Regions from separate parts of the Homo sapiens genome. Here regions 2, 3, 4 and 5 are each linked to region 1. Evidence: chromatin loops called from intact Hi-C (ENCODE). Cell type or tissue: GM12878. All regions are shown on one strand. Links, peaks and the distances in the headings refer to the core of each region. The heading gives the core; the rest is flanking DNA.

What was found. A loop is a pair of places that touch in the nucleus more often than their neighbours do. Peaks named below come from ENCODE experiments on the same cell type or tissue, not always from the same donor. Only the 100,000 strongest peaks of a DNase experiment are listed, where the experiment ranks them.
Region 2: a loop joins it to region 1, with 2.7 times the contacts of the local background. A loop is called at or near these places in 2 of 110 quality-filtered maps.
Region 3: it touches region 1 in a loop (5-fold over the local background); 5 of 110 quality-filtered maps call a loop at or near these places.
Region 4: a loop joins it to region 1, with 9 times the contacts of the local background. A loop is called at or near these places in 15 of 110 quality-filtered maps.
Region 5: it touches region 1 in a loop (5-fold over the local background); 43 of 110 quality-filtered maps call a loop at or near these places.

Annotation. Positions count from the first base shown.
Region 1 is chr2:75,605,563-75,611,927 of GRCh38, forward strand. LOC124906026 (a long non-coding RNA gene) reads left to right here and starts at 3,102. Exons shown (of 3, transcript XR_007087115.1): 1 at 3,102-3,779. In GM12878, for the core only: a CTCF peak has its summit at 3,718 (motif pointing left); a DNase peak (open chromatin) is centred at 3,714; H3K4me3 peaks cover 242 bases.
Region 2 is chr2:75,308,674-75,315,038 of GRCh38, forward strand. It overlaps LOC107985900 (a long non-coding RNA gene), which reads right to left and starts at 28. Exons shown (of 2, transcript XR_001739546.2): 1 at 1-28. RefSeq lists an enhancer at 3,305-3,374. In GM12878, for the core only: a CTCF peak has its summit at 3,474; a DNase peak (open chromatin) is centred at 3,508.
Region 3 is chr2:75,196,177-75,202,541 of GRCh38, forward strand. TACR1 (tachykinin receptor 1) reads right to left here and starts at 3,344. Exons shown (of 5, transcript NM_001058.4): 1 at 2,370-3,344. The coding sequence starts at 2,758. All of the region lies in intron 2 of TACR1-AS1 (TACR1 antisense RNA 1), which reads left to right. In GM12878, for the core only: a CTCF peak has its summit at 3,555 (motif pointing right); a DNase peak (open chromatin) is centred at 3,505; H3K4me3 peaks cover 2,073 bases; H3K27me3 peaks cover 1,056 bases.
Region 4 is chr2:75,049,746-75,056,110 of GRCh38, forward strand. It overlaps TACR1 (tachykinin receptor 1), which reads right to left. Exons shown (of 5, transcript NM_001058.4): 3 at 3,860-4,010; 4 at 1,506-1,702. Among named protein-coding and RNA genes, the nearest start is that of MIR5000, 38 kb to the right of the region's middle. RefSeq lists a silencer at 3,963-4,042. In GM12878, for the core only: CTCF peaks have their summits at 1,668 (motif pointing right) and 3,968 (motif pointing right); a DNase peak (open chromatin) is centred at 3,976; H3K27ac peaks cover 591 bases.
Region 5 is chr2:74,916,912-74,923,276 of GRCh38, forward strand. All of the region lies in intron 1 of LINC01291 (long intergenic non-protein coding RNA 1291), which reads left to right. LOC105374809 (a long non-coding RNA gene) reads right to left here. Exons shown (of 5, transcript NR_187884.1): 5 at 1,315-3,375. Among named protein-coding and RNA genes, the nearest start is that of LINC01291, 11 kb to the left of the region's middle. In GM12878, for the core only: a CTCF peak has its summit at 3,021 (motif pointing right); no DNase peak of the experiment used is centred there.

The DNA of each region.
Region 1 (6,365 bases), core at 664-5,663:
CTGTGAGAAAATAAATTTCTGTTGTTTAAGCCACACAGTCTGTAGTACTTTGTTGCAGCAGCTCTAGGGAGCCAATACACACAGCAACCCAATGCAGATGAAGGTGGGCTGCCTTCCCCCACCTGAGCCCTTCTCTCTGTTTTTTGCTGGGGTCACGTAGGGAGTCAGATCACAACAAGCTTCAAAATGTGTTTTTGGTTAATAATACTGGCCCCAGACTCTTGCCTGGTATGAAGGTTTAGCAGAGAAACTCAGGCTCCCATTGCCACCCACAGCCTGGTCCCCAGGCAGAAGCAAGCCGTGGGCTCTGCCTTGCCAGTTGGGAGCATCGTATCCAAGCTTTGGTGCTTCAGCAGTAAACAAGCAGTTAGCAACTGCTCTGCAAGCTATCCAAGCGTGACATGCTGAGGTTTCTATGACTTATCCTCTAGTGCCTCCCCCACTGTCTGTCATTCCCACCACACAGGAATCCTGACTCTTCTGACCTGTGGGCATTCATTAGGACTGTGGCCAGTTGTTCCTCCTGATGCCCTAGTGCCTAGCTCAGTGTCTGACCCACAGTAAATGCTCAATCTTTATTTACTGGATGGGTGGATAGATGGACAAAGGTACAGGAGACTCTTTGGACTAAGCTTTCTCCAGTATGTGATTCAACCTAGCAGAAGAGAGGGCGTTACCAAGAGGAGCTTCTAGGAACTGAGTCAGTCATTGAGTTGCTGCAGGCATGCATTCTTGCCATGTGGACCCTGGATTCTTTCTCATTCTTTCTGGGCTAAAGGTTGGCTTCCAAGTTCCTTTCCACTAGTGCGCCCTCCTGGCGGCTCTTTACAGCCAACTTCACACAAAGGAGGTTTAAACAGCATCTGGCAAGTCTCCCTGGAATTCACAACCAGCTTGCTCCACCCCAAAAATCTACCAAATACTTCAGACAGAACTCAGAGTGGAGGCCCTGCATTTAAAAATGGATCTCTTTTCCTGAGGCATCCACACCTCCTTCTTTTTAGAAAGCACAAGCTCATATTGAAACAGCCATCCCAGAAAAATGTGTGGAGGGGAAAAACAAAACAAAGCAGAACAAACTACAAAACAACAACCACAAAAATATTTGGAGGTCTCCCTGTCCTTGTGTTCCAGAAAGTTCGATATATGGGGATTGCAGTGGGAAGAGCAGTTGCCAGCATTGTGGAGAGACTTCTAGAGACACAGGGGACTTGAGAGTGGGAAATGGCAAGAAAAGTGCCCTGAGCCCCGGCCCAACTTGGCTCTTAAAGAGAACCCCACCATTCATTAACTGGCCCTAAAACCTGCTAAGTGAAAAAGTAAAATAAATGAGCTCATTAAATCCGGAAGGAGGGAAGACCTGGAGGCTTAACCAAGGAAATTCCCAACACCCACTTAGAAAAACAAGGGGGTTTTAGGCTCAGTTAGATTCATGGCCAGGAGTGGGGGCTGGCCCCCAAACAAGGAGGTTGAGTCATGCTGAACCACCATGCAGAGCTCGGCCATTTCCAGCTCTGCAAACAGGAGCCTGGATAGGGAGCTGCTGCTGCTTGTAGTGTGGCGGGGATGGTCAGTGTGGTTTACCAACTCAAGTGGTCCACATCCTTAGTCAAACTCATGGGGAAATCAGTTGAGAAATATAGTGGGAAGTTCCAGGAGCATGCAAAGTTCTTGAGAGAATTATGACTTCAACCCAGACTGCGGTAACTGCCTGTAACAAATACAGCCTGAGATTCGGCTTAATAAAGACTGTTCATCATGTACCATCCATTCCTCCCCGATTTATCACTCACTTCCTGAGGACCATCTATGTGCTGGCGCCATGCTAGATGCTGCCCTTTCAGGCCTAACTTGTTAGTATTGCTCCCATCGACCAGTCCAAGTTCCTATTCATGGTCCCTGCTTCACCCATGACCATAGCCCTCTTTGGTTGTGGGGTTCTGCAGATTCCCTTCAGATCTCCTTGTTCTTGAATGAGTGGAACTCTGATGATTCCTGGCATCTGCTCTCGTCTTGGGTAAAAGATTCCCCTCCAGGTGTGGCAGCCCCAGGCCTACACAAACAATGACTGTACCTAGAATAATACCTGCTGTACTGATGCATGGGCAAGAACAATGGGAATGCTGAGGAGAGAGTGCCTAACCCCATGTGTGTGTTTGCTGGGAGGCATCAGGGGAAGAAAGCCTTGTCCAGAAAAGGTGGCTTGTCAGACTTTCTGCAGGGGGATCAGCGTGAGAGGATGAAGGCACGGAAATGTCACGAGGACAGCCAGATGAACAAGAAACCCACCCACTGCCAAGGAAAACATATGGTCAGGTTTACTCTGTGCCCTTTGCTCCTACCCACTGATTCTCTTTCCCCAGGGGCTGCACGTCAGATCCATTTTCATGACTGACATATTCAAAGTTATCATTTGTCGAAACTTGAAATCTCACAAGGAAATCTCCTATCTGGTGAGATCCATTCCCAACTACCTTCTCTTTGCCTTCCTCTTCCAACATGGACACCATTCTCAGAGGCAACATTTAATTGTGAGAAGAGAATGAGTTTTAGAGTCTCAAGATCTTGAATCCCAGCTCGGCTAATAACTAGCTGTGTGACATTGGACTAGTTACTTAACCTCTCTGAGCCACGTTTTCCTCGTGTGTAAAATAGGTATAATAATATTTTCCAAATGGTGTGGTCATGAGGATTAGAAATAACAGATATAAAGTGCTCCTCAAAATGCTTTGCATATAGCTTATGTCCAAGGACGGCAGATCATGTTATCTGATTGTGAGCTGGATTGTCTCACCCTAAGAACCCTCTGCTCCCTTCAGTGACTGGCTGCTACTCAGCGAAGGAGGGATGTGGCTTAGTGCCTGTCATGACAGCTGGGACTCTCTGTGACTTCCATCTCTGATGCAAAAACACTGGGTTCTCCACTCTGCATCTCCATGGAGTTTACCCTTTGCTCTTAGAAGCTTTAAAAACTAATTGTCATGCATGAACAAGCTCTTGGAATCCAAAGTCACTTCCTTAACAGTCAGAAAGGTCAGCCTCCTACACGGCTTTCAAATGTGCTCCCAGAGGTCTACTCTGAAGGTCAGGGCTACCGACTGTTCTAGATTTCAAAGCATGTTAGACACATTGTTACTCTCTCTAAGGCAAGTGACTTACAAGAGGGGTGCTTGCAAAAGATTTAAAAATTAAATCTGTAGTCCCCTTTCCTGGTAAGAATAGCGCCAGCTTCTTTGGCTTGTAGACCAGAGGGAAAACCAGCCTGGCTTCCATGAGGGGTGCTAACCTGGGGGAGAGGAGAAGGGGCGGGGAGGAGGTCGAGCACCCTGGGATCCCCTAAGAGGTCACTGACGGTATTTTTCTCAGACGTCTAGATGGATAGCAAGTAGCTCTGTTGTCCAGGAAGGGGAGGGGGTAACAGGACCCTTTGTGTTTTGAGTTGAAAACAAAGGATCCCTGGGATTCATGGGAGCCTGCGCTGCCCTGGGGCTCCTGGGACGAGCTGGCACCTGGAAGGCGGCTGTGAAAGAAAACTGGCGGCAGAACTCAGCTGAGCTGCAACCTCGTGAGCTCAAGTGGGGGGTCACCCCTGGCTGAGGTTACCACTGAGGGAATGGGGTCATCCTCCCTAGAGAACCTCGGCGGCTGTGCGGGGATACGGACAAAAGCCGCTTTGTGGAAGACTGTGGGACCGTCCAACGGCGCCACCGTGTGGCGGCGCCGGGCAGCGGCAGACAGCGCATCCCGGTTCTCACACACACCTGGACCTTCTAAGACAGGTGAGTCTCGAGGAGATGCTGGTTTTCTGATCACTACTTGCTATGCAATTTGGAAAAATGAGAGAGATTTGCTCACATTTTCACTCCAAGTGTGTGGAGCAGCTGAATTTAGTCCCAGGCAGTAGTAGCCCCACGCTAAAAATTGATGACTTAAAGACAATTCAAATAGAATGAAATAAAGACTGCTTGAACATTAGGGATGTCCAGGCCCTGGGATGTTTCCAGGCTCCTGATTCAAAGAACAAGTGTCGTGTGAGCAAATGAGTGAACGAGGAAAGGAGTGAGTGAATTGAGACTTTCTGAATTGCCATCGGGAACCCTGTTAGGGTTTTCATTCCCACTGCAGATCTGTTAGACAGGACTTTCCCTGCCTCCACCAAGGCACAGGTATGTTCGAGTGTGAGACGGCTCAAAATATGTACAATTCACAAAAAAATTTCCAGGAACAGCTTAAACAATACTTGAACACTGTCCCCTACTTGAGAACATAGAAGGATCTGTATAAGCATCCATAGAGGAGGGAAGGGAGGGGAGCTGTGAGAGGTTCTTTGGAGTGCACTGTTGCCAAGTCCCCACTTCCCTTTGGAGGAGTGTGGAGGGAATGCCTCCTTCACTCAAGCCTAGTGAGGGGGCTTCCTTGGGAGCAGTAAGCGGCCTTGCACTGTGTTCCCACAGGCTGGGGACACAGAAAATGCGTGTCTGACTCACATTGAGATGACTGAGAGAGTCTGTGCAACGGGATAGACAATACTTCTCTGGAACTGGGCTGCACTCCCAGAATTCTTCAGAACAGGGGTGTGTGTTTCCCAGACCACGAAGAGGTGGGAAAGCCAGATGGTGCAGTTGCAAGACCTGCCTAAGAGCACAGCCTGGGGAGTTGAGGGGCCCCCAACAGTGAGATTCAGTGCTGAATGGGCCATCATTGAATCAGGGGTTTAGGAGTAGAGGAAGAAGACATCCAGAAGGCTGAACGCACTGCCCACATCACAGAGCTGTGGTCAGAGGCACCGGCAGGGAGCCTCTAAAGAGCCCAGGAATGCACCACTGGAGAAGAAGCCAGCTTCAGATATCGGCCTTGCAAGCAGGCTCCATCAGACACAGGTCCCCACTGCAAGAGACCCTGCCCTTGTTCCCTAATGACCTTGCCTCCAGCCTCATTGCCAACCTTCTTTAGCAAGTTTGGGGAACATGAGCTGAGAACGAGATAAGCTGACCATTGTGTCTTCTCAGAAAGCAGGGTTTTCCATGCCTTCTCTCCAGCTGGAAGGAGGGGACGAGACTGAATGGTAATTTAGGTTCCCAATTAAGAGACAGGGTCCTGTTCTGTCACCGAGTGGTGTAATCATAGCTCACTAAAGCCTTGAACTCTTGGGCTCAAAGGATTCTTCCACGTCAGCCTCTCCAGTAGCTAGCACTACAAGTGCATGCCACTGCGCCTGACTAAATTATTATTACTTTGCAGAAAGGGGTTTCATCATCTTGCCCAGGCTGGTCTCAAACTCCTGGACTCAAGCAATCCTCCCACGTTGACCTCCCAGAGTGCTGGAATTACAGGTTCAGCCAGGTTCTGAGTTCTTACTATTACACAAACTAGTCTTTTATAGACTATTTGCAACTAAGTAACTGCAATATTGTTACAACCTGATTGTGAGCAGAAAAGCCAAGAGTCCAGGGCAAATACATTTTGAAAGGACAGTAGGAGGCCAAAACTAAAGATGGGTTTTGATTAGGACACACTTGCGTTTGTTCAACATTCAGGTTGTGGTATGTACAACAAATCTTTATCTGGAATTTTGTCTGTGCTGAGGCTTTGAAGGACAGAAGAGGAGAAGGAGAAGATAGATCCCCTACTTTACCACCACCGTCCTCCAACCATCTCCCACCACCATCCTCCAACCATCTCCCACCACCATCCTCCAGTCATCTCCCACCACCATCCTCCAACCATCTCCCACCACCATCCTCCATCATCTCCCACCATCACCCTCCAACCATCCCCCACCACCATCCTCCAACCATCTCCTACCACCATCCTCCAACCATCTCCCACCACCATCCTCCATCATCTCCCACCATCACCCTCCAACCATCTCCCACCATCTCCCACCACCATCCTCCAACCATCTCCCACCACCATCCTCCATCATCTCCCACCATCACCCTCCAACCATCTCCCACCATCACCCTCCAACCATCTCCCACCACCATCCTCCAACCATTTCCCACCACCATCCTCCATCATCTCCCACCATCACCCTCCAACCATCTCCCACCATCACCCTCCAACCATCTCCCACCACCATCCTTCAACCATCTCCCACCACCATCCTCCAACCATCTCCCACTACCACCCTCCAATAATCTCCAACCACCATCCTCCATCATGTCCCACCATCACCCTCCAACCATCTCCCATCACCATCCTCCAACCATCTCCCACCACCATCCTCCAACCATCTCCCACCACCATCCTCCAACCATCTTCGTGGTACCAGCCCCTCTCCAGTGCCTCATGTCTCCCCTCTGCTCACAGCCTGCCCTGCCTCTGTAGCCTCTCTAGCATCCATTCCTCTCTGACTTAGCTCC
Region 2 (6,365 bases), core at 783-5,782, 300 kb before region 1:
AGGCTTTCATAGCTAGAGAGGAAAAGTCAATGCCTAGCTTCAAAGCTTCAAGGAACAGGCTGACTCTCTTGTTAGGGGCTAATGCAGTTGGAGACTTTAAGTTGAAGCCAATGCTCATTTGCCATTTGGAAAATTCTGGGGTGCTTAAGAATTATGCCAAAGCTACTCCACCTGTCTGCTATAAATGAAGCAACAAAGCCTGAATGACAGCACGTTTGTTTATGGTATGGTTTACTAAATATATTGAGCCCACTATTGAGATCTATTGCTCAGAAAAAATTCCTTTTGAAATATTACTGCTCACTGACAGTGCATCTGGTCACCTAAGAACTCTGAGATATACAAGGGAATTAATGTTTTCATGCCTAACACAATATCCATTTCACAGCCCATGGATGAAGGAATGATTTAGACTTTCAAATCTATTATTTAAGAAATACATTTTGTAAGACTGTAGATGCCATAGATAATGATTCCTCTGATGGATCTAGGCAAAGCAAATGGAAAACCTTCCGGAAAAATATTATAATTTTTTTTTTTTTGAGACAGAGTCTCTTGCTCTGTCACCCAGGCTGGAGTGCAGTGGCACAATCTTGGTTCACTGAAACCTCCGTCTCCCAGGTTCAAGCGATTCTCCTGCCTCAGCCTCCTGAGTAGTTGGGACTACAGGCATGAGCCACCTCACCCAGCAAATTTTTGTGTTTTTAGAAGAAATGGGATTTCACATGTTGGCCAGGCTGGTTTTGAACTCCTGACCTCAAGTGATCCGTCCTCCTCAGCCTCCAAAAGTGCTGGGATTACAGGCATGAGCCACGCACACAGCCAGGAATTTATAATTCTTGATGCCATTTAAAATATCTGTAATTCATAAGAGGAGGTCAAAATGTTAACATTAATAGGAGTTTAGAAGTTAATTTCAACCGTCATGGATGACTTGGAGAAGTTCAAGACTTCAGTGGAGGAAGTCACTGCAGATATGGAATAAATAGAAAGAGAACTAGAATTAGAAATGGAGCCTGAAGATGTGACTGAATTGCTGCAATCTCATGATAAAACTTGAATGGATAAGGAGTCGCTTCTTATGAATGACCAAAGAAAGTGGTTTCTTGAGATGGAATGTATTACTGGGGAAGATGCTATGCACGTTGTTGAAATGACAACAAAGGATTTAGAATAGTACATAAAACCCTTAGTTGAAAAAGCATTGGCACAGTTTGAGAGAATTTACTCCAATTTTGAAAGGAGTTCTAGTGTGGGTAAAATGCTATCAAACAGCATCACATGCTACAGATAAATCTTTTGCAAAAGGAAGAGTCCATTGATACAACAAATTTCATTGTTGTCTTCTTTTAGAAAAAGGCTACAGCCACCCTAGCCTTCAGCAACCACCACCCTGATTAGTCAGCAGCCATAAACATCCATTAGCAAAAAGAGTATGACTCACTGAAGATTCAGATGATTATTAGCATTTTTTAGCAATAAAAAATTTAATTATGGTACATACATTTTTCTAGATATAATGCTATTGCACATTTAAGGGTTTAGTGTAAACATAACTTTTACATGTACTAGAAAACAAAAACATTTATGTGACTCACTTTACTGTGATATTTGCATTATAGCACTGGTCTGGAACTAAATCTACAGTATCTCTGAGGAAGTATATCTGTATTTTTATCAAAGCAACTGTTTCTCCAGATGAAATTAGAAAGCACAATTTATGAAATTCTGAATGAATTGGAATAGTAAACTCCTAGAGCTTTGTACATTCCCAAGAGAGGTTCCCATTTTCAGTGAAACAAGGTGGGGAGCCCCGAGGCCCGCAAAGGCTCATGACCAGCAGTAGACGTGCAGTGAATTGGTGTGGGCTGGCTAGACATCTGAAAGTCCTCCAACATGAAGGCTGGCCAGGTCTCAGGATCAGATGAGAGGCTTAGAAGCCAGGTATTCAGTTGTAAATCAAGACCATACACATCCCTCCATTATCTGGCATTATGTAATGGAGGGACCAAGATACCACTGGGGTAAAGGAGGACCAGGAAAAACACCCAAACTTTGACCGAGATTATTTGAAAGCAAGCAGAAGGAGAATAAGAAAAATTAAGAAATATGTGTCAATAAGATCGGAATAGTGGTTTCCCTCCGGAAGAGTGAATAATTTAATCGGGGGAACACATGGGTCTTCAAATGCATGCATAGCATTATACATCTTAAGTCAGATAGATGGTAGGTACCTCCTTGAGTGTCCAGAAGATTCAATAATACAGTTCTTAGGAGACATGTGTTACTCTTCTGGGCTGAAGAGATAAGCTGTGAAGGACTATCAGATGTAAGAAGGGTGGAGCGACTTCTTCACAAAAGGAAACTAAACTCAATTTTTCGCAAAAAAACGAAACTAAACTTTAAGACAAAATTAGTGCCCCAAGAGGGTGATGAGTAATGGTGGAGCCATCTGTAAACATCGGTAGAGGTTGCTGGAAGCAGGGAATAGACTGCTTTCAAATAGCAGGTTAGAAGTTTTCTGTCCTCAGGCTGCAGAGGCAGCAGCTCCCACTGTCACCAAGAACTCTGCTCTGGGGTTGGTGGTACATGAAGTCTCAAAATTATCTGTTCCCATAAGCTTGGGTGTGTGTGTGTCCTTCTGTGTGTTCTCTGCCATTCCACAGGCTGTGTGTGTGTGTGTGTGTGTGTGTGTGTGTTGTTGTTGCTGTTGTGTGTGGTGGGGGGGTGGGTCAGAGGGAATTCAGAGGGGGCTCAGAGGCTCCAAAATAAATAAGTGGATGAATGTCTAGTTGCCCCCTTCACCCCCGAGGTGGAAGACAGATTCTTTTAGTATCCTCCTTGCTCTATCTTTAGCAATAAAAAAAATTAATTATGCTGCATACATTTTTCTTAGATATAATGCTGTTGCATATTTAAGAGACTAGAGTTTAGTGTAAGCATAACTTTTATATGTACCAGAAAACAAAAACATTTATGTGACTCACTTTACTGTGACCATTACGGCAGTGGTCTGGAACTAAATCAACAGTATCTCTGAGGAAGTATACCTGTATTTTAATCAAAGCAACTGTTTCTCCAAATGAAACTGGAAAGCACAATTCATGAAATTCTGGTTGAATTGGAATAGCAACCTCCCAGAGCTCTGCACATTCCCAAGAGAGGTTCTCGTTTTCAGTGAGGCAGGGTGGGGTGTCCCGGGGCCTGCAGAGGCTTATGTCCTTGTTCCAGCCAAGGGAGAGAAACACAGTAGAGAACTGGACATTTGGCTGTGCTCTGGCCAAAGGTGGTGAAAATGAGCAAGAGTCCTGATCCATAGCTAACTGGGATGCCCTCGTTCCAAGCAGCACTGCTACAGTTTCTCAGGTGCATCTCACCCAAGGACACAGTCAGGCATCAGGGACCAGGGGGCAGAGTGATCTGGCCAATAGCAGGTGTGCAGGAGGCAGCAGCCTGCAGTATCCGGGGACAGCCACAGGGGTTCCCTGTATGGCCAGTGTGAAAGGCAGGAGGAGGATGTGAAACTGCTCATAGGAACACAGCCCTCTCACTGATTGCTGAGGCCAGGTGGTGGAGGGTGATAATATAAGATCATGCCCTAGAAAAGACCAGGAAACCACATGCATCAATATAACCTTTGTCTATTTCTCCCAACACATGTCTGAGCAACATACTGAGTTTAATTTAGTGTTGCATCGAAAGGAAGGAAAATACGACCTATACATGTAGATTCAAAGGGACCTTTGCTAAAATTATTACGAGATGAAGACTAGTGTCTTTTATACCGCTTGGTACTAACTCTATGAATGAGTACATTAAGAGGAATTAAAATGGCATGTCTGAATAGAACTAAAATTAGGGGAAGAGTTAATTTATGCATCATTTTTTACTAAACAATGAAATCTAAACATGTTATTTATGCTCAGTCATGAATAAAATGCAGCTTTCAATTTCTCCGTTATTGAAGGATGATTATTTCCACAGGCTTATTTAATACTTGTCTGACATCATTTAGTATAATATAATTACCTGAAATGAAATTTCATTTAAAGAAATTAATGGGGTCATGACCCCACACAATATTTTGTAGCCAAGATGCACTTTTTATTGAGAAAAATAAGATTCTTACAGTGTGAACCACCAATGTGAACCACATCTGTCCTGTTGTATCTTCACGATACACATTGACATTAGCATCCTTGTAGGGTAGCAGCATTTTGTGAAGGTGCACCAAAATGACACTTTTTTCCAAGCTTGTTGTTGAAGAAGTGAAAAACTAAATTGTTCCCAGCATTGGGGTTTGATTGTAAACAAGTCACACCCTAGACGGTGAGACAAATTGGATCGAAGTGGAAGAAGACACCCGCTTTCAGGACCCCTCATGGTAAGGGACAGTCCTAGGGCTGTGTAGGCCATCTGCGGAAATTCCATCAAGCCACAGAAGACATATGCTTACCCGGGAGAAAGGCCAAGGTTGAGTGAACTATATGCCAAACAGAAGGGATGAGGCAAGGGTGTGGATGGCAGAAGCAGTGGGATTTGGTGGTTAAGGTAGGCAGCTCAGGATATAAATTCACAGACACTAAGCCCATGGTGGCTGTTCCTCTTATGTGTGGCCTGGGGTATCTTGCTAGAACAGGAGCTGGATTGAGTAGAAACTTTTGTCCCAGGGAGTTGGCTAATGTCCACAGTTCCGGCAGCTAAATGGCAGATCAAGAAATGAACATCTCTTACAACCTCCTCCTGGTGTGCCTTTCTCTACTACAGAGGCTGGAAAACTGAAAACTATATATCCCAGACTTCCTTGCACCAAGATAACCAGAGGCACTTGTGTGAGACCTGAATGTAGAACCAAGTTCTGCAAGGAGGGAAGTGGCAAAATGCGAGGCATCTATTTTGTGGATGTGGCTCTAGCCAGCATGTGATGGCTTTGGAACCAGCTCCCCGTGGGGCAGCTTCTTGACCCCCAGTTAGACATGGAGTGATGTGAGATCCTGGAGCCAAAAGGGGTACAGTAGCTTCCTCATCCACCAACATTCTAATTATAGAAAAAGTCGCTATACTTTTAGTCAGTTTTGTTCCAAAAGTCATTTCCAGAGACCAGCCTAGACTCTGCTTCTCTAACTCTTCCACAAACTTGGAAGTGCCTAATTTCCTATACTAAATCCCGTTCTATTTATAGTCAAGGGGACCCTGACTACTACCAGAGCCCTCCCATTTGACCAGTTATTCTGGTTAGCCTTTCTGGTGCTTGGAAGCCAAAATCAATACTTCCTAAATCAGAAATATATGTTGAAATGTTAATAGTTTGTTTTTCTCTGCTCCACACTCTACCTTACCTCCCTTTTCAGGCATCAAGGATAACACTATTTTCAAATGACACCCAGAGGAAGCCAACACATAGACAACAAAGGGTCATTTTCTTGGCTTTGGGGTTCTTAAAAAGACTTGCAAATCTTTGAGAGCACAGTCTTGAAGGCCAGTACACTACTGATTTACAAAAGCTTGGTGCATGGGAGATAAATAATTTTCATTTTGAATTCTTAAAAAATGGCTTGGCTCAGAAGGAACAAGGATAAAGACTGGAGAACCAATAGTATAGAGTTTATACCATAAAATAAAGAGTTTGAAAAAAAAAGTATGATGTCATAAAGTTTTTCTTATTTAAATGAAGTAAGAGTTCAAAAACTGTCAGCAGGAAAGGAAAGCTAGAGGGGAATTAATGAGAACCTGGATACCTCCTAGATCCCCAAGAAAGTTTTCAGTGCTCCTGCCTCAAGTTTCAGGAGCTGCATATATGATGGGAACCCAAGATATGTTTTTAGAACAATCATGAGAACAGAAGATGTGTCTTGTGGTCCATTTGTCAGAGAGTAACCCAGGAGATGCAAGCCTCACCCAACATTGCTCCTGAATGGTAGAGTGGCAATGTCATTGGATGTTGGGGTAGATGTGCTTGGGAGCAGCTTCACACAATCAGCACTGCTCAGCAAAGGGAATTTATTGAGAAGCTAATGAGGCTTAAGTTCAGGGCTTCTCACAAAGCCTGGGGATGGGCCCAGCTATTTGTTCACAAAGCGCAAATCTCAGGTGCAATCAGTGGAGACAACTGTTTCTCTCTTCTTCACCTGCCTCTCCATCCATCTTCCCTTCATGTGGGGTGGCATTGGAGTGGCCGTAAAGCATTTGGGATCTGTGTAAAAGAAACCTGTGTTCAGGATACATCCCAGTTGAGTATGTTGTGATACATTTATGTGGCTTGCAGGTGCTTCTTGTATCACTAATCCAGTGTAGGAAGAGCCTCCAGGAATACTACTACTTTAAACTGTGCCAAATTGTCTGGAGTCATGAGAGGGGGACGAAGA
Region 3 (6,365 bases), core at 681-5,680, 410 kb before region 1:
AGTCTGCATTTCCATGCTGGAGAAAAGGGAGATAACTTACAGGGAGAGGACTTAAAGCCCCCTTTCTTTCCAATACATTCTTGGGAGAGAATGGATGACCACACATGCAGGAAATATATTCATTGGAAGGCCTGAGGGGGTGAGTTTATAGTGTGCTCACCAGGCTGAGCAAGAAAAAATAGAAGGAGCACTTGGCAGACATGGAGACAGAGACCTGAAGTCTCATCCCTAATTCTACCTTGAACTCTAATCTTAGGAATGCCATTGGTAACCTCCCTGGGCTGTATCTGCATGTTGGAAACATGGTGACATTCCCTGTCGCTGTCATTTCCTAAAGCTCTGGCATCCGAGACCTTTTGGTCTCACTGAGCAGGTATCACAGAGGGTCGGGGCTCTGCGGTGGTTTACCTAGAGAAAAACAACAACGGAGCTGAAATCTGGCTCCCTGCCCAATCCACTGTGCGGACTCTGACTCTCATCCCCACCCCTAACCTTCTAAGTTCCAGAGGAAAGATCAGGGCTGCAGAACATGTTTCTGTGTAAGCCAAAAGAGAGAGCTGTCTGCTGGTGCTCCATCAGCTACTGAATGCTCCAGCTCACACTGACTGACAGGTCTTCCTAGAGCTTGTGCAAAGCCCCAGTGCAGAAAAAGCAAACAAACAAACAAAACCCCCCAAAAAACTTGCCCTCTAATTTAGGGGGCATCAAGAGAGTGTTTGTAAGGCTGAACTGGCATCAGGTTTCACTACCCTGATATTCACTTATATATCATGCTATCGACTTTTTTAAGTTTAAGGAAGCTGTTATGAGATTAAAGGAGCATGTCAATGCAGAAAGATTTACAGGTGTACCTCACTTTCAGCAAACTGAATATCTGAAAACCAGTGTAGTACAAAAGATAAATTTGCAAAATAATTCATTTCACTCCCACTTTGAGTAATTGGTTTACCATCTACATTTAAAATACAAACTGATTTTCCACAATTTGTTTTACATAAAACATAGTAAGCACATAGGAGCTGCATATAGAGAGATGTACAGGGAACTAACAAATCAGTATTTGGACACCACTGCAAAGGATGGAAATGAAGATTTCCCTGATTTTAAAAGTGTTCATTGACTACAGGAGCTAAAAAAGACTTCTAATAATTTGCAAGTTATAAACAATCTTTATGCAAAGAGGGTTAGTAGTTTGGAATTTTTTTTGAAGTTTTCTCCTAGCTCCTTCTTTGGGTTTCTCACATTCAGTTATCTCAGGAAGGACATCAAAAGACTCCATTTTAAAATCACAGTGGTAGGTGTTTTAAGCATACTTTCACATCCCAGGTAAACATTTAACACCTGTGCACACATAGACATACACATTGGAGACCTAAGATACTCACAAAGGAGACAATACCAACAGAGCTGTGCTCCAATAATCAATTTTCCATCATGCTACCTGAAGAGCCATTCATTCCAGAATACCATCCCCAGTGTTTGAAATGCCAACCTTTTCACTTTCAGTCAGCTTTGGGAACCCTAACCTGTTGGTTGCCGGAACAGAAGAGCTCTCAAATGCCTTTGCCAAGCATGTTTCTCTGTGGATAGAGACAGGCTAAATACATACATTTTACATTGCAGGAGAAATTTAGAACACCTCTTGGGTAAGCTTCCTGGATCCCTATCCGTGGAGTTTCTTAAGGATAGCATAACTGTCTCTCATTCCTGAATGAGAATTCCTAGCATTACAGAGTAAACTGCATTAGAATTCTGAGTATCTTATGATACTGATGAAATGCTCTTTCACATCCAAAACAAACAAACAAACAAACACAAACCAACGAACCAACCAACCAAACAACAACAACAACTACAACAACAAACTGGAGAGTTGCAGTGGGAGCAGAAAGTCCCAGAATCCTCTAGGTGTACTTAAAACAGGAAGGCAACAAGAGGCTGTCTGACAGAAAAACAGGCCTGGAGGAATTTACAAAGCCCCTTCCAGGGTCTAGTCCTTTGACCAAACCCTAGGTATTGTTTGCAGCCTGCAAGGGTAAAGGGGAGAAGGAATATATGGAAAGGAGCAAAGCAGAAGTTGAAAGTGTCAGGAAGATGAGTGGAGAAGAGATGAAGAAAGGGGAGTTAAATGAAGAAAAGGGGGATGTGTGTTGAAAGGAAGAGAGAGAGTGATGGGTAAAAAAGAGGAAAAAAAGTTGAAATACATAAGATGAAGTTCCCCATCAACAAATGACTCAGTTGATCAGTAAAAAAACCCTCAGAGTGGCCAATCTTCCACTTGACCCATACCCCACCCAGTTCCAAACCTCACAGCAATGCCGTGGTCCTCTATGAGCACTTTCTCGCCTTTTCACAAAGGCTAATCTCACCTATCAAAGGCCACAGCCGTCATGGAGTAGATACTGGCGAAGACAGCGGCGATGGGAAAGAAGTTGTGGAACTTGCAGTAGAACAGGCCGTAGTACCATTCGTTGTGGACAGCATAGGTGAAGTTCACCACTGTATTGAATGCAGCCATGGAGGCCTCCGCGAAGGCCAGGTTCACCAGAAAATAGTTCGTCACTGTCCTCATTCTTTTGTGGGCTAAGATGATCCACATCACTACCACGTTGCCCACCACAGAGGTCACCACAATGACCGTGTAGGCAGCTGCCCAAAGGACAATTTGCCAGGCTGGTTGCACGAACTGATTGGGTTCCGAGGTGTTAGTGGAGATGTTTGGGGAGAGGTCTGAGTCCACCGGGAGGACGTTATCCATTTCGAAGCTAGGCGGTAAAGCCCTACTATCTGTACACAACCCCCCTCTGCAGCAGAGTCCTGTGGCTGGCGCCTGGGGCTCAGGGTCCTTCTAAAGCCAGACAGGAGGGTGGAAGGCTTTTTCTGGGCAGCACTCTTTTTGAAAGCTGAACTGGCGCTCAGAATATAAACGCTTCTGGATGCACTGCCCGCCTGCCCGCGGTGGCTCTGAATTCCTCCACTTTCAAGCTTCAGGAGACGTTTGAGTTCAGAAGTCTGGAGACAGCATCTCTCTTGCGGTAAACTGAAAAAGGGAAAGAAATTCCACCGGTCACAGTTCTAGGAAGCAAGAGATCCCCCGCATTTATGCACCTGCTGCTGCCTGCAACTCCTATTTCTCCTTCCTCCGCAGGGAAAGGCAAAGCCCTGTGCTGCGTGAGGACTTAGGAGCGAAGTGGGGGCCCATTGCAGCGCGACCTGTAAAAGTTCTGAGCCTATGGCCAGGATTCTGGAGCTTCGTATCCAGCTGGAGATTTTTCCTTCTCTTTTGCTGCCGCTGCCGCCGCCTGCAGTTTCGCGGGCACCTCTCGGTTCGGGTTGCTCAGCTCGCGAGTTAGCTGCGCACGAGGCTTTTATAACCCCCTGCAGAGACGTCACTGGGAAGGGGCAGTACCTGGGCTGCGTACTCGCCAGTCCCGGTGCGCAGCGCGGCAGCTGCGCCAGCTGTTGACAACTGTCTCATTCCACCGCCGCAGCTACCACGCCTTTTGCTGCTTGCTACTTGCCGTGGGAGTCTGCGAGCCGGGAGCCCCACGCACTCCGCGAGGGGGCAGTAGGTGGCTTGGAAGTAACTGACACAGATGCGGTCCGCAGCTGGAATCGTCGTTGCACGAGGGGTGCTGGGAGGAAGGAAGGATTTGGGAAACAGCTGGAGTGGAGGACAATCAACTTCCAGGGAATGAAGCCCAGAGCCCTGAGACAGCTCTGCAGAGGCGGCTTGCCTGTGGCAATGGGAAACGGTCATGTGTGGGGGCGATGTGCCAGCGCCGCGCTCCGGGCCGCGCTCCAGCTACCGAGAAGCCAGAGGCGACGACTCCCTGGTCCAGGTGTCCCGAAAACAACTTTCCTGAGGCTGTGTTTAGGAAACACCCCCACAAAATATCTAGCTCAGTTACCTGGCTAGCTGATTCACCTGGGAAGTGACAGTCTCTAAGCTTTGAGGACACTTTCCTCAGCCACCCTGGTGACTTGGCCCCTCGTTCCAGGAGAAGCTCCATTTGAGCCCTCCACCTGACCCCTCTGGATGAGCCTCTGCTCAATCACTGGGGACAGGGCTGAGCTCCCTGCGAATCTTGGTGAGCGCAGGAGCCACACTCATAGGCAGCTTGTCGCTCAGACGCGCGGCTCTGGGCTCTCCGCCAGCAATCACTGCGGCGCTGCGTTTGCCTCCCGGGGACCTGGCAGCCTCCGCCTCCGCGCCTGCCAAGCCTGCAGGCCAGAGCCGGGCTCGGGGTGGCATCGGTGGTCCTTCTCCCTGTTCCCCTTCCAGGTTTGCATAGGGGCTGGAGGACAGGTCAGCCAGCCTTCTCTGCCCGCCTCCATCCTGCCCTGCCGTCTTCTGACTTTGAGGCCTCGTATCCCAGTCCAAGACCATTTCAAACGGTAGAACTGGTGCCAGACACTTGGAGGAGGCAGGGCAAAGACTCGCCAGTCCGTATAAACCCTTTTGGAGAAGCCAAGATGGGATGAGCTCCGCAGCACGTTCCCGCCAGACTGCTGCAGGCAGAGTTCCGCGGAAAACTGAACCCCGGGAGTCCTCAGGGGCCCATCTACCCCGGTGCACCGCCCCCTCCTTTCACTGCGGGGACTCGGAGCTGTGGGACTGGAGCGCGCACCGGCAGACTTGCGCGCAGGTTGGAGTTGGCGCACACCCGCGCCAGCCGGGGAGCGGCGTTTACGCACTGGTACCGCGAGCGCTCAAAGCATCTCTCGGGAAGTGCTTTAAGGCTGGGAAATTTACTATACACTTATGCCGGGCAAAAATTGGATCCCACGCCGGGGAGGAGAATCTGCTGTTTCACTCTGTATTTTTTCGGAGCCTGGGATTTTAGCGTATATAGGAACCGCACATTGCTTTGCCAGGTTCTCCTAGGCACCCGTAAACACACTGCATAGAAAACTCTAGAGATGCTTTCAAGAGAACAGCGTCCCTTTATTTAGAGCGGCTGCACAAGAGGTCTTCTTTGTGGAAGGGAATGCCTCCTCCACCTTGGATCTCTGCTTGAGGCTTCCACCATCTCAAAGAGCTGACAGAGAGAGGGAGGAAAAGGGAGAGGGAAGGGGATGCGGAGGGTGGGGGAGGGGGGAGGGGAAACTTCTCTATCTTTAATTTTCCTTCCAAGCTGTTTAAAGTTATCTTTTCTTTTTTCTCCCTGTCCATTAGAGCCAGGCTGACGTTTTCAAAAGGAACTTTATTCAGTGGTTAAGGGAGAAAAAGAAAGCTAATCGAATAAAATCTAAATATGTAATAAGAGCTAAATATAAAATAAATATGAAATAGCTAAAAAGTAAACATTAATCCATTTATCCTCCATTAGTACAGCAAGTTGATATTTTGAAGCAGGTACTGTGCTGGGCACTGGGGCTGGGGGGTGAACAAGCACTTACAGTATGGAGGAAGACAAACAAGAAGCAATGAACCATACAAAATGGGCGGTATTATGATGACCAAAGGTACTAAGCCCTGAGTGAGGAGAGAAGAGGGAGGCCACCTAACCTAAACAATGAGGGGTATCCGTACAGATGGAAGAAAATCTCATCCATGAAGAAGCCTGAAGAATGAGTTAGGATGGGAAGAGGTTGAGGGTGGAAAAAAGGCGAATATTTCAGGCTGAAGTTTTATAAATCAAACCTTGTCACTCTGCTTAAAGTCCCATAATGACTGCCCACCTATGAGCCTGCAGGTCAGAGCGGGGCCCTGGGTGGCATCAGGGGTTCTTCTCCCTGCTCACCTTCCAGGTTTGCATAGGGACTGGAGCGCAGGTCAGCCCGCCTTCTCTCCCTGCCTCCATCCTGCCTAGCCCTCGGCTAACTTTGAGGCTTTGTATGCCAGTCCAAAGCCACCTCAAATGGTGGAACTGGTGCCAGGCACTGGGACACCTACGTTCCTTACCCTGGCCTTCAACTCTGATGTGTTGATGAGTCTGACTTGGGGTTGTTTTTCTTTCTACTCCGGGATTTTCATGGCTGGTAGCCATATCTTAGGAATCCTTATGACTTGCTAAAGCTAGTTTCTCTTCTTAAAAAGAAAAAGCATATTCATGATGGGTTCACCATTGAGGAAAAAAAAAAGCCTCAGCTATACAGTAGCAGAAGTTGTTTTTGGTTCATACCTATGATATGAGGAGACACTTTATCTAGCATCACCCATCTATAAAGTAATGAATTTTCCCCCTACAGCTTTGCACAAATATATAGATAAAATTCTATACATGCTATTTCCCTCCAAGAGCTGATATTCTTGTTTTCTTATCCTTTTTCCCCCTTCGTTCCTCTTTTCACTGAACATCTTCCTTGACACTCAACACAGGATCACACATCTTAAAGTAAACGCTGTTAACAATGTAGTA
Region 4 (6,365 bases), core at 880-5,879, 560 kb before region 1:
GGTGACCCTTTGGGACGGCCTGCTCAGAGGGCTGCCCACCACTGCATCAGCTTGTTAACACATGGACATACCCAAGCGTGATTCTGTTATTGTTTTTAAAATTCAATGACAGCTGGAGATGCTGAGGCCAAAAAGGCTTAAGGGTCAGTCAACAAGGTCAAATCCAAGACTAGAAAAAAAAAATCCAACACTGGAACAATCTTTATGTGAAATACGTCTTTACTGGGGGTGGCCCTGAACTATGCTGTCTCCCCTCACATGGGGTCAGCAGACTTTGAGTCAATTCTACCTCAACAAAACGCATTCACCAAGTGTTTACTATGTGCACAGCACTGTGCTAGTTACTGGGTGGTAAAAACACATATCAAGATTCAGTCCTTCCCCTCGAGTAGCCTGTTAACTGAAGGAGGACTCTCTGCCAATCATGTTTCTTCAGTGTGCCTCAGTTTCTCTGGTTGTTAAATAGGAAGAATTAACCTTTACTTAAAGGCGTGCTGCTAGACTTAACCTAAAAAAAGTGTAGGTGGGTCATGAAACTCTTAGAAATAAGGGTGAATGTGTCAGTTAGACTAACAGAGACCCTTTGGACAAGTTGAAGAGAATGTCTTTCCCCAAATTTCTAGTACCTGAGTGTCTAATTCACAGAAGGCACCTTACAGGCTGAGGACTGATGGATATAAAGATGGTAACAAGCATTTTATTCCTCTCCCGCCTCCTTCCCCATCCAGAGGCTGGTGGTGCTCTGGATGACAGACTGTGCTGCAGCCACTATGTGTCCCTGCCTGCTTTTGGGAGCCCTCTGCACCCCATGGTGAATTCCCTAATGCTGACCACCATTCTGGATGGGCTCTGCCTTCTCTTACTTCTCTGACATTGGCTTCTGCCATCTGCAGGATGGCTCTCCCCAACCCCTTTGACTAAGTGAGGGCAGGAATCAGGCCTCTGGGGTCACAATTCCTTTTTGCCTTACCTTGTCCTGCTGGAACTGCTGGAAGAAAATGGGTAAAGCTGCTCAGATCGTAAGATGGAATGGGAAAAAGACAGTGAGAGATCAGAGAGGGCGAATGTGCTCTGTGGGGGGATGAAATTCTCTTTCTGCATGCATAGCCCGCTGTGTACTGGATCCATAGAGCAGAGTGAATAAACTCACAGGCCATGGCCTGGAGCCTGGATCCAGCTTGCAGACCTGCCTTACATGCATTAACCACAGAAGTTTTTAATTCCCCCACTAGCTGCCAGTATTTATGAATCAGAAGACTTTGGACAATAATATGGATTTCTGGTTCCCTTTGGAAAAGAAAAAAAGAAAATCAGTCCACTCCGGGCTCCCATTCCTGGATGGTGATAATCAGCCAGGCTGAGTTGTGTGATGATAAGTTAGCTGCAGTCCCCACTTGTCCCTCTTGTCTCACAGCTGGGTTTACTCATTTAGGATGGCCGCTTGGCCACTGTGTATGTAGATGGTCTTGTGGCCCCTGGAGAGCTCATGGGGTTGGGATCCTCACCTGTCATTGAGGCAGCAGTAGATGATGGGGTTGTACATGGTGGAGCTCATGGCCAGCCACATGATGGCCAGGTAGACCTGCTGGATAAACTTCTTCAGGTAGAGATCTGGGTTGATGTAGGGCAGGAGGAAGAAGATGTGGAAGGGCAGCCAGCAGATGGCGAAGGTGCACACCACGACAATCATCATTTTGACCACCTGGCAAGAGGGTGAGACAGGTGAGACCACCAGCACATCCCCCTCTCTCACGGCTGCTTCCTCTCTCCTCCCACGCCCTCACTGTGCACAGTATGGGATGAAGCGAGAAGTATTTAAAAGACGCCCCTTCAAGGAGGAGAAAGGATCTTTACTATATGGTGCTACAAGACTTCGGTTATGTCAGCTGTTCTCAGAGTGTGGTCCCAAAACCAGCATCATCACCATCCCCTCAGAGCTTGTTAGAAATGCAAATTCTTGGACCCTATTTCAGACTTACTAAATCAGAAACTCTGGGGATAGGACCCCAAATTCTGAGTGTGACAAACCCTTCAGATGATTCTGATGCATACTCACATTTGGGGACTACTGTGTTACATTATTCTTCATGACTGGAGGAACACAGGGAGACAAATTAATGAGCAAAGGTGAAAGGGTGTTCAGGAGGAAAAGGCCTGGAACAGCAGGCTGGGTGGGCGGGCACAGCAGAAGGGGTGGGACAAGGGGAGATGCAGTGAGCTAGGGCAAGCTGCTTGGTTTTGAGACTGAAGGGGAGGGAAGGAGAAGGGAAAAGATTTGACTAGCTGCAGTCAGAGAGTGCCAGATGTTTAAAAGCGATTTAAAAGGTTTTGTGAATACTGGATACTATGATCTGAATGTTTGTGTCACTTCAAATTTATATGTTGAAATCCTAACCCCTAAGGTGATGGTATTAGGAGGTGGCCTTTGGGAACTAATTAGGTCTTCAGGTCACAGCCCTCATCAATTAAATTAGTGCCCTTATAAAATAGGCCTGAGAAAGACCCCTTGCCCCTTCCACCATCTGAGGACTTAGAAAGTGCCATCCATGAACCAGGAAGCAGGCCCTCCTGAAACACCAAATCCGTCTGTGCTTTGATCTTGGGCCTTTCAGCCACTAGAGCTGTGAGAAATCAATTTCTATTTTTTATAAGCTCCCAGTCAAAGGCATTTTGTTACATCAGCCCAAATGGACTAAGACACCATGCGATGTAACCCCTTCCCAAGGCATCTTTAGCAAAGAACTCTACAGCATTCATACAATGCTATGCAGAGAAGTACCAACAGAGAATACTAAGCAAAGAAGTACCAAAGAAAAAAAAAAGGAATGAGAAAGCTCTTTATATACTGATTTTCAAAAATCTTGTCAATTTTAAGTGAAATAAGTGAGAACAGTGTGTATTTACTATTTGTGTAAAAAAGAAGAGAAAATAATATATATTTACTTATTTATAAGTGCCAATAGCTAGAAGGGTTAAGAAACAGATAACAATGGTTACCATTGTATGCATATCTGTGTGTGTGTGTGCGTGTGTGTGTGCAAGCTTGGGACCTGGGTAGATGACAGATCTAGAAGGGAGAGAGGCTTTCCATGATAAGAATTAAATTTTTTTAAATGTTTCGTTTTGAACTAATTGAAGGCCCTCGAGAAGTTGCAAAGGTGGTGCAAAGCAGTTCCAGGTAGTCTTCACCTAGCCTCCTCCAATGATATCATCTTACATAACCATACCACATTATCAAAACCAGGACACTGACCATTCATCAAACTACTGACTATATTTGGGTTTTTGCCAGTTTTTACATGCACTGTTTTTTTTGGTGTATAGATTTATGAAATTTCATCACAGGTATAGATGAAAACACCACCACAGTCAGGATACAGAGCTGCTCCATCACTGCAAAGAAACTCACTCACGCTCTCGCTTTGTAGGCCACTCCTCCCAAGCCCCCTCAAACACTGACTCCTGGAAACCCCTGATCCGTTCTTCATCACTATAATTTTGTTCCTTTGAATGCCTTTTGATGTTTGAACCACGTGAATGTATTATCTTGTCAAACTTTAAGAAGAGGACCAAATCACTCTTCACTGATCTTTTATTTAAGTGTGCGTGTGTGTGTGTGTGTTTTAATGGATCAAGAGGTTGCAATTACTCTTTAAGAGCAAGCGAAGTGGCTCATGCCTGTCCAGCCAGATCTGGGTTCCAAAGACACTGAAGAAAGATTCCTCTCCTCCTCTCTGTTGCTCCCCATACCTGGGGATATTTTGTGCTAGCTGCCTCTGGGGCTCACAAGTGTGCCATCCCTTCTCGACAGCCTGTTGTCTGTGCCAGGGTGGGTTAGTTCTGCCTGTCCCCTGCTCACCTTGCGCTTGGCAGAGACTTGCTCGTGGTAGCGGTCAGAGGAGTCCCCGGGGATCTCACTGGCCCATAGTGTGATTCCCACTACGGTGTATGCATAGCCAATCACCAGCAGGGGGAGGAAGTAGATCAGCACAGTCACACAGATGTGGTACCTACAGCAAGGTAAACAGGAAAGGTCAGTATGATATACTTATTATTTTAGGTTTTTAATTTTTGTTATTGTTATTGCAGTCAAGGTTTGGCAGCTACCTTTCTCAGCATATGCCATTAATAAGCTTGGGCTGTAAAGCCCACTCCAGGGAGACTTGTCACCTGCATAGGGTGGATAGGTAATACTAATGAATACACTACAGAAAACAATTTATGTTTTTCTTGTGGACTTTTTCCATAATGAATACTCCTGTTCAGATTAAAAAAAAAGAAAACATTGATGACAGGGCACTGAATCTGTTGTATACCCATAGCGATTTCAGTTGATGATCAGTTCAATATCACTTGCCCCACACCACCCCCCAAAACAAGAATGCAAACTCAGGCTACATTAATAGAAGTATAGTCTCTGAATGAAGGAAGTAATTATACCACTCAATTCATACCCGCCAGACTACACTTATGCTCAACTTAGTGCAGGGTTGTAGACCAACTAGTACGTTCAGTTGAGAACTACCATGATGGTTGATAAGGCCCAGTTTATGCTATGTGATAAGTGAATTTATCGGTATCAGAATAATTAGCCTGAATGAGAGAGATAAGAGTAATCCTAGAACTAGAATTAGTGGGTGGGTGAAAGCCACATAGCATAAGCCATTTCTAAGACTGGGCTTTAAGAATATATCTTCAGATAGAAGCTGCCTGGGTCCCTGAATTACCCATTGGAGGACAGGTGCCAACTGACTCACGTTTGACTGGGACATGAGCAAGAAATAAACCTTTGTGGTGTTAAGCCACTGAGATATTGAGGTTTGTTACAGCAGCACAATTTATCCTTTTCTGTTAAAGGGAAGGCTCCTTTTCAGACTTAAATAAGGTTTTTGAATTTTGGGAAAATATATTTTTCTTGGGGGTTTGGGGGTCCTTGGTTTGTCTGGTTAGTTACAGCCCTTTTCTTAGATGTGAGTATAATGGAGATACTCAGAATTCCTAATAATAATAATAATAATACTAGGAAGAACAGCTAATGTTTGGGGGCACTTACTCTAGGTCACTGTGCTAATAATAATGCTAATGATAGTATTAATAGCAGAAATGGTAGTTAAATTTGAGTGTTGATGAAAAGCACAAAGCCAAGCATTTTACTAGCATTATCTTATTTAATCCTTAAGCAAATGATTGGGTAGGTACTATGAATCCCATTTTGTAGACGAGGAAACCACATTTAGAATTTAATTAATTTTCCCAAATTCACAGCTGGTAAAGGGAGGAGCTGAGATTAGAATCCAGGTCTGTGATGTCAGAAAACCAGCCTTTTGTCAATGGAGAAAAGCCACCCAATGATTTTTTTCTTCCCCTCTGTTTACCATTCATGATTATTTTATGCAATGATTTTCTTCCAATGAGGAAAACCCACTTATTCACTCAATTTCTCCTTTGTAGATACTGTTTGCTTTTAATCACTTCTTTGTAAAGCCCCACAGTTTTTGCTACTTATTCAGTCCCTCTGCATATCAAATTTGCATTTGAAGATACTCAAAGACTGCTTAAGTGACAAATCACAGATTGCACCAAGCAGGGTGTGAGTGCATGTGTTCTGTGCAGACAGGCTGCTCCAGTCTCACCTGGCTTTCAAAGCCCTCTGAATTGTCGCCTCCTTTGGGAGCCTCAGGGCTCTCCAACCACTATGGCAGGGACAGCATATTGTGTTTCCTAGCTGATCTCAGTCCCTCCTGGTTGCTGTAATGGCATTGCTTGTAAGCAAAATGTTTGGAGACTACAGGGGCAGGGAGAACTTGAAAACCTCCAAATTGCACTGACTTCTCCTACCTGAAAGAACAGCCCTGCCTCATGCAGACTAATAGTTTGTGACCAAAACATGTTAGCTGAGCTTTGCCGAGACATTGCTACAGGGCACTGAGCAAGATTGGGTCTGAGTGTGATGGGAGGGACACTATGGTCAACTCGCCGATACTCCTTACCCTGGACCAGTGGCCCTCAAACTCGAGTGGGCTTCAGTATCACCTGGAGGGCTTCGACAACCCCACAGGGCTGGGTCCCACCCAGAGTTTCAGACTCAGCAGGGCTGGGGTGGGCCTGAGAATTTGCATTTCTAACAAGTTCTCAAGAGATGCCGATGTTGCTGTTTGTGGTTCAGACTTTGAGAAACATTGTCTTAGGCCAACGGTTCTCAACCGCAAATGTAAAAGAGAATCACCAGGGAAACTTTTAAAATGATCAGTGCCCAAAGGTATTCATTCAATTGACTTGAGGTTGGGAGCAGGAAATTACATTTTAGAAACTTCCCCCAAGTTACTGTAATAGACATCTAGCACTGAGAACTGTTTCAGACCTTA
Region 5 (6,365 bases), core at 640-5,639, 690 kb before region 1:
ATTTTGGAAAGTCAGAAAAGTTTTGCTGGTGGATTGCATGTGCAAAGGGAGGGGCAAAAAAGGAGTTGAGCATGATGTGGTCATCATTAGAGCTGTTCACAAATATTTTGGTTGTTTTCTTTTTTTTTTTTTGAGATGGAGTCTTGCTCTGTCATCCAGGTTGGAGTGCAGTGGCACAATCTCAGCTCACTGCAACCTCTGCCTCCCGGGTTCAAACAATTCTCTGCCTCAGCCTCTAGAGTAGCTGGTATTACAAGCACCTGCCACCAAGCCCAGCTCATTTTTGTATTTTTATTAGAGATGGGGTTTCACCATGTTGGCCAGGCTGGTCTTGAATTCCCGACCTCATGATCCGCCTGCCTCGGCCTCCCAAAGTGCTGGGATTATAGGTGTGAGCCACCGTGTCCAGCCAGTTGTTTTCTTTTTTGGGCACTTAGTAAGTTTGTGCTTCCAACCCTCCTTTAAGTTAGGTGTGGCCATATGACTTGTTTTGGACAATAAAATGTAAGCAGAAGAGGTGCACGGGGCTTCTGGGCAGAAGCATTTCACTGCAAGTGCAAGACCCTGCAACATGCACCTTCCCCTGTCTCTAAAAACATGAAAACATTTTGTCAAGATACAGCCTCCGTCAGCCTTAGTCCCTCAGTGAAACTGATGAGTAGAGTCTCCTGTCAACTCAGCCTGGACATCAGCAAAAACATGAACATTTGTGGTGTTTTTGGGGTTCTTTGCTACGGAAGCATCACCTAATTTATATCGACAAATACAGATAACATGATGACAGCATTTATTCTGAACAACTGGAAGATTAGAGTTTTGATTTATTGAGATGGAAAAGGCTGTGGGAGCAAATGGGAGCAAAAGGTTTGAAGGGGGAGGATTAGGAATTTGCTTTTGGACATGCTACGTTTGAACGCATTAGGCATCCACGTGCAGATATTGAGTCAGCAGTTGGGGATGTATGGGTCTGAAGTTCAGAGGAGAGTTCAGGCTGGAAAGAATATATTCGGAGTTGTAAACGTGAGGCCAGGCAGGATCACGAGGAAGTGAGTGTCAGTAGAGAAGAATGTGCATAGCCTTAGGCACTTGAGTGAATAGGCTCAACTGTGTGGAAGTCTGCTGACAGGTCATCTAAGATGAGGACTCTCAACTGACCGTTGGATTTGCAATGTGGACCTGAAGAGTAATTGTGGTGAAGTTGTGAGAATGAAACTGAAGTGGGTTCAAGAAAGAACGAGAGGAGAGAAAGTGGAGTTTGAGTATAAATAACTCTTTTGGAGAGGATTGGTGTAATTGAATGGCAGGGGTATGAGATTTGAGGTCAAGGAAATATTTTTATTATTTTTTACGATGAGAGAAATTGTAGTACACATGTATATTTATGGGAATGACTCAGTAGAAAGACCAAAAATTTCATATGTGAGAGAAGGACCAATTGATGAAGCGATGTTCTTGCGTGGGCGCGAGGATGGGATCGAGTGCACAGCGGAAGGTGGCACTTAGGAACACGCAGCACTCGTCCATGCCAGCAGGAGGCAAGGCAGAATGGTGAGTACAGGCACACGTGTACTGATGTGGTGCTGGGAGTGTGGGTAGAATAGGCGGTTGTTCTGGATGATGGATACGGTTTTTCTCAGCTCTTAAAAATGTATTATTTCAAAATCAAACTTTTCATCATAATCTTGTCTTTAGCTCTTTCCTATTCTTCATCTTGCAGATCTAGATAGTCATTAGGCTCTGTTGATTTCACCTACTGAGTGGGTCTTGTCTGTAATGCCCATCTGGCTCCTTCAGCTCAGTGCGATGGAAGGGCTCTGCTCTGTAGCGACTAGAATTTAAAGCTAGCTGGAATTTATCAGGCATTTGATGGCTACCTGTTTAGGGGCCCTACCAGGGAAGTATTCCAATAAAATTGGGATAATAATATGCTTACCCCATAGGCCCATTTAGAGAATTAAGATAAATATCAGGTGCTAAGCGCTCAGCATTTCCCTGGCACATAGGAGGTTGAGCTGTTGGTATCTTCATCCACCATCACTGCTGTACTTCATGGTGAGCTTTCTATAGAGCAGGTCTCTGCTTTAGAACCTCTGACTCTGCCAGCTACCTGGATCAAATTTGAACTTTTCACCTGTTAAACCAAGGCTTTCACGATCTGGCCCCAAACTCCCTTTTTTGCCCCATGTCCCAGCACTTCTCTTTCATGTTCCTTCTATTTCAGACACAGAACTAGCCCTTCTTCAACCTATATCCTTTCTTTTCAGTTCCACGATTTTACGGAAGATATCTTGTCACTAAGCCTGGCAAAATCCTGCCCATTCTTTAAGATTTAATATATATCACGTTTTCCTGCGGTACTTCCTGGACTTCCCTTCGGACGCCTCTGGTCCCCAGTCTGGCTCCTTCTTAGGCCTGTCCCGTAATTCTAAGCTTGTCTGGCTGTCCTTCCACTATGAGCTCTTTGGGAGCAGGATCTCTGTTTGGTTCCATTCTTTTTGGTGCCTTGAACAGTACCTGGCACCAATAAACACCTTAAGGAATGACCACATTCCTTATTCCCTCCTTTGTATCCACCTCTTTCCTAGCCCTTAGTGTTGCACATTGTTGATGGCCTGTCTTCCCCATCACGCTATTAATGCCCTGGGAAACAAGACATTATCTTTATTTCTCCCCACGTCGCCAGAGCCTAACACACAGTGGCTCCATCTCCGCTCACTGCAACTTCCGCCTCTCGGGTTCAAGCGATTCTTGTGCCTCAGCCTCATCATGAGTAGCTGGGATTACAGGTGTGCGCCACCGTGCCCGGCTAATTTTTGTATTTTTAGTAGAGATGGGGTTTCGCCATGTTGGCCAGGCTGGTCTCCAACTCCTGACCTCAAGTGATCCGCCCGTCTCGGTCTCCCAAAGTGCTGGGATTACAGGCTTGAACCATCGCTCCAGGCCTCGATAAATGTTTAATGAATAAAACGATGAAAGGACCCGTCGCCTCCTAAATGCAGATCTCGAGGGAGCCTCCAGGTGGCGCTCGCCGCTCGGAGAAGCAGGGAGTCGGTGCGCCGCAGCTCCGGCAGGCGTCTGGGAGGTGGTCGCCTCCTCACCTGCCCAGGCGGCCGTCCCCCGGGAGCGGGTGGCGGTGACCTCAGGACTGACGCACTGCCTCCTCCGGGCGGGTGCGCAGCCTGCGTCAGGGGCGCTGTTCTCCCTGTGCTCTTGGACCCCGCAGTTGTTTTAGGAACATTCACTGGAGAGCGAGAAGGGGGCCGCCTTCCGGTGCCCGGTGGGCAACACCTAAGCCGCGGTGTTTACTGGTGAGGGAGTCGGCTGTCTGCTGGCGGCTGTGACAGCTGCAACACGCCACACAAAGATGTTATTTACCTGTCATATTAATGATAGTGTTAGCAAGTGCGTGGCACGTCCAGTACTTTTTTTTTTTTTTGAGACGGAGTCTCGTTCTGTCGCCCAGGCTGGAGTGCAATGGCGCGATCTGGGTTGACAGCAACCCCCGCCTCCCGGGTTCAAGCGATTCTCCTGCCTCAGCCTCTCGAGTAGCTGGGATTACAGGAGCCCATGACGAAGGCCGGCTAATTTTTTGTATTTTTAGTAGAGACGGGGTTTCACCGTGTTGGCCAGGATGGTCTGGATCACCTGACCTAGTGATCCTCCCGCCCCCGCCTCCTAAAGTGCTGTCCAGCACTATTCTAACTGCTATGTACACATTTACTCAAAGGTACATAAGATAATACAAAATAAAAATTTCCATTTTATAATGAGGAAACATAGGGGCAGAGGTTGGATAACTTGGCCGAGATGGTCCATTTAGCAGTAGCAGAGGCATGGTTAGAACCCAGGCGGTCTATACCAGAGCTGGCAGATGCCCCTTTTATGCACCCCTGCCTCCCTCTCAATGTCCAGCAGGGCTACCATCCGTGTTCCAGCTGGCCCGCGCTCAGCCAGCCAGACACCATTTATTAAGCACTTACTATGTGCCAAACACCTTGCTTAGTGTTGGGGATGAGCAGGTAAAGGGGAGAAAGTGTCTCCCTTTCAGAAGCCTCCAGGCTATCAAGGGAGAAAAAAGTGTTGTGGGTGAAAAAGGTGTTGTGGGGGATGGTTGTGCCAAACGGTAATGATGGACAGAGTAACAATGGGCACCCATGGGAGGAGCCGTGGCAAAGGAGATGCTGGCCTTCCCAGACAGCCCACCTGGCCCTTTTCTTGTGTGCCGCTCTTGTTATGGGTTTTTCTGGGGGAGGCATGGGGACACTGGTGCTCTGGCCTCGGTTCTGAGAGCCTGTCCAGGCCCGAGTCCCTCTAGGGCTTGGGCACACCCCACTCCAGTCTTGTCCTTGAATCCCTGCACAGTGGCTGGGACCCTTGTCCTTAGTGCCAACTTCTCTGGTGCTGCCTGCCTGCCTAAATTTCTGAATATCAGGGACTGTGCTCCACTTGCTGCTTGGACACTGCTCCCATCCTCCCACCGGTTCCCATCCTCAGCCTGGTCCCATGATCAACAGCCACAGCTTGCCTGATCTTCCCCTAAACTCTGGTTTTTGTGGCCCCAGACTAGCCAGCTCCCTGTCCTTCTGGTGCAATCACACTTCTACCTCTGCTCCAACTAGTGGTGTCTATGTGTAAGACCCCCAGATCCCAGACTCTTTCCTTTTCCTCTGATACATCAGTCCCCTGCTGACTCCACCCATCCTAGATGCCTTCTCGGTTGATCACTTGAACCACTTTCTTGCTGGCCCCTCAATTTTCTGTCTCCTTGTAAACACTTGCTCTAGAAACCCCCTCCTTTCTCCACTTCTTCACCTGGGGTGCTCAGGGATGCTGAGCTGGAATTCCCAGAGCTGGCAGGTTGGTGCTGGGCAGTTTTGGAAACATGATTTTCAGGCCCCAGTGTAAAAACATGTGGGGCCAGGCACAGTGACTCACATCTATAATCCCAGCACTTTGAGAGGCAACTCAGGAAGACCACTTGAGACCATGAGTTTGAGACCAGCCTGGGCAACATAGCCAGACCCTGTCTCTGCCAAAAATTAAAAAAAAATTAGCCAGACATGGTGGTGCGTGCCTGTAGCCCCAGCTACTAGGGAGGCTGGGGTGGGAGGATGGCTTGAGCCCAAAAGGTTGAGGTTGCAGTGAGCTATGATTGCATCACTGCACTCTCACCTGGGTGACAGAGTGAAACCCTGTCCGTAAACAACATACTTTTTATTGTCTGTAAAAAACAAACAAACAAATAAATAAAATAAACACATGGGGCCCTTGTTCAAAAATTTTAAGAATTTCAAGATGACAACAGTAGACAGCAGTTAAACCAAGTTCAGGGCCCTTCTACTCATGGAGCCTGTGTGACTGCATGGGTTATAGCCCCCTGAAGTGCTGGGCCAATGCCCCCACCTTCTCAGAGCTTCCAGGGCTATCTGATTACTCTGAAGTCTCAGACCTGTGGTCTCTCCTGTCTTCTCAAGTGGCCTGCCACCACGGTTGTCCTTAGCTATCCCATCCCATCCCATCCCATCCCATCCCATCCCATCCCATCCCAGTCTCAGACAACATTCCCTGCAGCCTCACTTGCATTCACCCAGGCTTTCTAGAGTGGAGGAGAAAGCCTGGAGTTCCCAACAGTGGGAAAGCTACCTGGACCAGGTGGTGTGGTTGACAATGACTGAGAATCTGTCTTCAGGGATCCCTGCAGAGGCTGGTGTCCTCAACTGTACAGGGATTGGATCTAGATGTCAAGGGAGAAGACGGAAGGTAGAGAAGGAACCAACAAGCAGGCTCCTTCCCATTCTGACTAACTGGGCACTTTCCACAACTTCCTGAATCTAATTCTCTAGGGGCCTTTTATTTTTCCTGTTTCATAATTGTAGAGATGAGGAAACAGGCTCAAAAAGGTTAAGCAGCTTGCGAGCCCACACAGCTAGTAACTGGTGGCAGCAGGCCTTAAGGCTAGGTTGGTGTGAGGGCAAAATCCTACCCTTTCCTCCTTGAATCTCGCTTTCCTAAGGGGCAGAGCTAGGCCTTGACAGTTATTCCCTAATCAAATCTAACTTCCTTTCCTGCCCCCTCTCCCCTGCCACCATCACAATGATTGCCTCATGAGGAAATTTAATCTCATCCTCAGAACCTGCCAAGTTGAGCACTTCTGCTCGCTGATGATAAAAAGAATACCCAACTCTCAGGAAGAAAAAGTCATTTGGCTGTTCTCTGACAGTCCCTCCTCATCTGAACCTCACCTTTCCAGAGTGGGAGAGAATTTTGTCCCTCTCTGCTCCCCACTTGCCCCTGGCCCCGGTTATCTCTGGGCATCTCTCTTTTTCTTCTCTTTTCCTTTTCTTTCCTTTTTTTTTTTTTTTTTT